2 separate regions of the Homo sapiens genome follow, and region 1 is linked to region 2. A link is an interaction called in ENCODE POLR2A ChIA-PET data of the cell type or tissue named here. Cell type or tissue: HepG2. All regions are shown on one strand. Links, peaks and the distances in the headings refer to the core of each region. The heading gives the core; the rest is flanking DNA.

What was found. Peaks named below come from ENCODE experiments on the same cell type or tissue, not always from the same donor. Only the 100,000 strongest peaks of a DNase experiment are listed, where the experiment ranks them.
Region 1: POLR2A ChIA-PET joins it to region 2 with 12 read pairs; 3 of 35 experiments call an interaction of 5 or more read pairs at or near these places.

Annotation. Positions count from the first base shown.
Region 1 is chr16:21,653,602-21,656,521 of GRCh38, forward strand. It overlaps METTL9 (methyltransferase 9, His-X-His N1(pi)-histidine), which reads left to right. Exons shown (of 5, transcript NM_016025.5): 5 at 1,626-2,920. The coding sequence ends at 1,831. Among named protein-coding and RNA genes, the nearest start is that of IGSF6, 2.5 kb to the left of the region's middle. In HepG2, for the core only: no CTCF peak of the experiment used is centred there; no DNase peak of the experiment used is centred there.
Region 2 is chr16:22,065,647-22,068,566 of GRCh38, forward strand. All of the region lies in intron 1 of MOSMO (modulator of smoothened), which reads left to right. All of the region lies in intron 2 of LOC124903665 (a long non-coding RNA gene), which reads right to left. Among named protein-coding and RNA genes, the nearest start is that of VWA3A, 25 kb to the right of the region's middle. In HepG2, for the core only: no CTCF peak of the experiment used is centred there; no DNase peak of the experiment used is centred there.

The DNA of each region.
Region 1 (2,920 bases), core at 242-2,741, 410 kb before region 2:
AATCACACCATAAACAGGTCTGAAGAGGATGCTACTGCCACTGCCAAACACTAGGTGCCATCAGCCCTGTTGTCAGCATCGCTCAACCACTGCCCCAGCCCCTTGGTCTCACTGCCATTGCTCCACCCCCAGAGAAGGAGAAGCTCACATCCCCACTACTCTGGGTCACTGGCTCTCCATTCCAGGGCATGGGCAAGTGTGCCTGGCTTAGGCTGCGTGCCAGTGCCTCAGCTGCACGGCAGGCCAGGAAAGCGGCTCCCAGGCCTTGTGTCTCTCCCAGACTCTGGGCAGGCAATTCCCCAGACATGGGAAGAGCGTCATCTGCACCACTGAAAATTATGAAAAATCTCCCCACCATGATATGATGTCTGTGCCCTTGGCATCTGCTCATGATATATTTTCTCATTAACAGAAAGTTATTCTCAGTCTGTTTTGTTTTTTTTTTTTTTTTTTTTTTTGAGACAGAGTCTCGCTCTGTCGCCCAGGCTGGAGTGCAGTGGCACGATCTTGGCTCGCTGCAAGCTCCGCCTCCCGGGTTCACACCATTCTCCTGCCTCAGCCTCCCAAGTAGCTGGGACTACAGGTGCATGTTGCCATGCCCAGCTAATTTTTTTGTATTTTTTTTAGTAGAGACGGGGTTTCACTGTGTTAGTCAGGATGGTCTTGATCTCCTGACCTCGTGATCCGCCCACCTCGGCCTCCCAAAGTGCTGGGATTACAGGCATGTGCCACCACGCCCGGCCTCAATCTGGTTTTAACACTTCAACAGATGTATGTAGTTTTTGTATCACCATAGCACCTAAAAAGTACCCCCAAAGTTAAATATACTGTCATCTCTGTGTGTGTGTCTGTAGTCAGTGCCAGGTTTGTATGTGAATTTGAGGACCTTCCCTAGTCCCCTTGTCCCCCAGGCATCTCCTGCTCATAGGTTTGGAAATGACTGATAGAGGCTTCATCTCTAGTCCAAGAAATGCTGGACGGTGTATCCATCCTACTGTTCCATCTCTCTCTGGTCCTGGAGCTTAATGTTTATGAAATTGTTCTGAAAAGGCAAAGAATGAGTCAACTTCCCTAGAAAAACTCCCCAATGATCTGCTTTTCTAAATTAAAATCCTTCATGAGCCTGTTTTTATTTTCAGCCTAATAAATCTCTCTAGGTAGTAAGTTGCATAAGTTTACTATGCCAGTGGTATTTTCTTGCATTTGTCCAAAACTGTCCTTCAGATATTACATGTTGCTCTCTGTTTCAGTATTCCAGCATTTAATGACCAGTTTTCCAAACCCATTAACCATTACACCCTGCAGTCAGTCTATTGGCAGATACTACCCAAAACTGTCAGAGAAGATAACAGTGTGGGGCCTTGGATCCAGACAAACCTGGGCTTACATTTCCATACTGACACTCATTAACCTTGCAAGCGTGGGCAAGTTCTTCACCCCTTCTGAGTCTGTTCTTTATCTGCCCACCTGTCTCAAAGAGTACCTGGGAAGTACAAAAGAGGTAACTCATGAAGCCCTCAGGCTTGGAACGTACCAAGTCCTTGGTAGATATGGCTCCTCCCTGCTTCCCTCTTTAAATCACTTGTTTGTTCAAGAATTTAACTGAATGTTCTTATTTGTATTAGTAGGTGGCAAGTGGGAGAAACCATCAGAAATTTTGGAAATCAAAGGACAGAACTGGGAAGAACAAGTGAATAGTCTGCCTGAAGTTTTCAGAAAAGCTGGTTTTGTTATCGAAGCTTTCACCAGACTACCATACCTGTGTGAAGGCGACATGTATAATGACTACTACGTTCTGGATGACGCTGTCTTTGTTCTCAAACCAGTATAAACACGTGGAGGTCGAAGTCTTCAGAGTCCGCACCCTCCGGGATGTGCCCTTGGAAGAGGGTCTGTGTTCACAATTACGTGAAGGGAGGACCCTTGGGGACCGCCATTCTAAATATCATGTAGGAATTTAAAAAGCCAAAATACTAATTATTTCTTTGTAGTGTGTAAAGGAATGTTTTTAAAAGACAAAAACCCAACTCTTTGTGGATTTTTATCAACTCTTTACTCAGAGCCACTCTCCAATGCAGGTCACACTCCAATTATGATGGAAGATATTTTTTATACTTAATTGCAGTAGGGACTCATTCCCAGACAAAGCAATAGTCACGACTTCATGGAACCAATCAATGGATTGTTTTTTGAAGACTGGCAATAAAGCTGTCCATTCAATTCCAAATACTGGTTTTAAGGTATAGCCACTGATATTCTTTCATGTTTAGAAATTCTTTCTGTTATTATTCAAGAAAATGTTTTTAATCATGCTAATAAACTTTTTTGGAGATGACTTTGGCATCATGTTTGAATTCATATAAAGCTCCCCTAGCATTTTTTATTGGTTTGGCTTCAGGAGTACCCAAATAGTAGCATTATGAGAATGACGCAGACAATTTGAATAGGGGGGAAGGAAGGCTTCAGACTTGGGGGAAGGGGAGATTATTGCAAATTGCAGTGAACACTGAGTCAGTAAAAAAAAAAAACAGAAACAAAAACCCAGCCTCATTCAGATACAGAACTTCAGGGACCCCTCCCCCCACCCCCCCAGTTAATGCTGCTGTGAAAAATGCAAAATAACCTGGTTCTGACTTTGTGATCACTCATGTCCCATACACTGAACTTTGTTTTTTTCTGGACAATCTCAGGTTCTCAGAATTGAAACATTCAGTTTTGTCTACTGACAAAATGCAACTAAAAATGTTTTAATTCAACTTCTTACTCTACACTTATATACCTCTCTCCCAGAGCTTGGCTCTTCCCTGAAATCCTTAAAGGAGTTTATTATTTGCCAAGAATATGGTTTGATGAAGACCGTGTCAGACTCATGCATTCTGGAATCCGTGAGTGCCTCCAACCATAAACCCAGAAATGCTGC
Region 2 (2,920 bases), core at 87-2,586:
TTCCTGAAAACTATTATTCAGTGCTTACAGTTCTGATTGCCTTCCAGGTGTTATCTCATTATCTTGTTTAATTCTCACACAGACCTAAATGGTGGTTGTACTATTTTTTTGCTGAAGCAGGCTTGGAAAGATTAACTGACTTGCCCAAATTAGTGACAAAACTGAAATTCAAATTGTGACCTGTTGTTGAGTTTAATTTCTGGAATGGCAAAGTAAGGACCTCCAAAAATCTGCTCCTCTATAAAAGCAACAAGTACACTGGCAAAATTATTAGGTCAACCTTTTCAGAACTCTGGAAATTAAAGCTTGCAACAATTGAAGGAGCATTCGAGAAAATTGCCTGTATTTGGGTAAGAAAAGCAAACTTTGTGGCAGTTTCAATTGTGCTAATTCCATCTACCTGTCCCCAGTACCCTTGAAAACCAGTAGCCTCACAGCTATAGTAGCTGTGAAAACTAGCAGCTTAGCAACCAATTGAGAGGGCAGGGGGTTTGGTACTTTTTAAAGCCCCATCCCCAGAGAATTGTCACTATTTGATCGGTCTGGCAGCTCACTGAAAATTTCAATTTTTAGGGCTTATCTTTGTTTGATCAGATTCAGAGTTTGCTCTGTTCTATTCCTAGGCATTTGTTAAAAACAGTCAGCAGTTGTTCAGCATCACAGGTTCCTGAGGTATTGGGGTAACAAAAGACTGACAGGCAAACATAAAGGAAAATTTGAGGAATAGAATGTCCATAGGAGTCTTTGAAAAGCTCCAACTTATTTCTGGGAACCTGAAGGGCCACACACATGTTTGGGACTGTCCACATACCCAGGCAACAACTGGGAAGGCCCTACTCTCTCACCTCTACCTGATTTAGGACTCAATGCAAGCAGGAAGTGAGGGCCAAGGCAGAGTTGTAAATTGTCTGCTGCAGCATTGATGATGTGCCACAGCACAGAGAGAGACCCCCTCAGCAAAGGCTGAGAGTCTTATTGGTTCAAAGAATGTAAAGAAACCTTATTCTAACCATTAGCTGACTACTAAACTAATCTAATAGATGAGGCCACACGCAACAAAGGATACAGACTTTACAGAATGATTCCAGGAAGGTTAGTAAACAGTAACAACAACAAATCCTGGGGAAGGAAGGAATTTGATTTCCATAGTTGTCACATTATATTATTCAAATGTCCAGTTTTCAACTAAAAATTACAAGACACACACAGAAACAGGAAAGTGTGGCCTATACACAGGAAAAATAAAAGCGTTCAATAGAAACTGCTCCTGATGAAGCCCAGACATTGGACTTACTAGACAGAGTTTAAATCAGCTGTTGTAATTATAAATATGTTCCCCAAAATAACAAAGAATTAAAGGAAAGTTTGAAAACAGTGGCTTACCACATAGAGAATATCTAATAAAGAGATAGAAATTATTTTCAGAAATAAAATAGAAATTCAGGAGTTGAAAAGTTAAATAGCTAAAACAAATCAGAAGTAGAAAGAATCATCAAACTTAAAGACACATCAATTGAGATTATTGCATATGAGGAACAGAAAGAAGAAATAATGAAAAGTGAAGAGAACATAAGAAATGTGGGACATTATCAGGTATATCAACATACACATAACGGGAATTCCTGAAGAAGAGAGAAAAAGGAGCGGAAAGAATGTCTAGAAAAACAATGGCTAAAAACTCCCCAAATTTGATGAAAAACTATACATTGAAAAATCTAAGAGATTCTAAGTAGGATAGACTCAAAGTAATATACATTCAGAAACATCATAGTTGAAAGACAAAGACATAAGAGAATCTTGAAGGGAGCAGGAAAACAGTGAATCCTCATATGCAAGGGATCTTCAATACTATTAACAGCTGACTTCTCATCAAAAACTATTAGGCCAGGGAACAGCGGGACATGTTCAAAGTGCTGTATCACTCTCGGCTGGATGTGTTATGGTGGCTCACGCCTGTAATCCCAGCACTTTGGGAGGCCAAGGCAGGCAGATCACTTGAGGTCAGGAGTTTGAGACCAGCCTGGTCAACATGGTGAAGCATGTTGTTTAGTAGAGAAACATCTCTACTAAAAATACAAAAAAATTAGCTGGACGTGGTGGCACATGCCTGTAATCCCAGCTACTCAGGAGGCTGAGGTAGGAGGATCGCTTGAAACCTGGTAGGCAGAGGTTGCAGTGAGCCAAGATCGTGCCACTGCCTTCTGCCTGGACAACAGAATGAGACTCTGTCTCTAAAAAGAAAGAAAAAAAAAAAAAATCACTGTCAATCAGTAATTCTATATCCAGCAAAGCTATCCATCAAAACTGAAGGAGAAATGTAGACATTTCAAGATAAACAGAAATGGAGACAATTCATCACAAGTAGACATGTTCTATAGGAAATACTAAAGTGTGTCCACAGGCTGAAATAAAAGGATACTAGTCAATATTTTGGATCCACATAAAGAAATAAAGAGCACTGGTAAAGGTAACTATGTAGGTAAATGTAAAAGTCAGTACAAATATATTTTTGCTTATAACTTTTTTATTTTAAATCAATAATTATAAAAGTGTGTTAGGCTTATAGTGTATACATATAATTTGCATAATAATAGTTCAAAGACAAGGGAGAGAATGGAGCTATATTGGAGTAAAGTTTCCGTATGCTACTGAATTTAAGTTGGTATTTAAATGATTGTTGGATTTCTTTTGAGGTAATATTCACCATTTTAAAGTGTACAACTTATGAAGTCCTTAAAATGGCCTAAAAAATAAAATGTACAACATAGTGGTTTTTCATACATTCACATATATGGATTTTCTTATAGTATTGTGCAACTATCACCAATGTCTAATTCCAGAATATTTGTAACATTCCAAGAAAAAGAAACCCTGTACTTCCCAATTTCTTTTTCCCCCATCCTCTGGCAACCACTAGTCT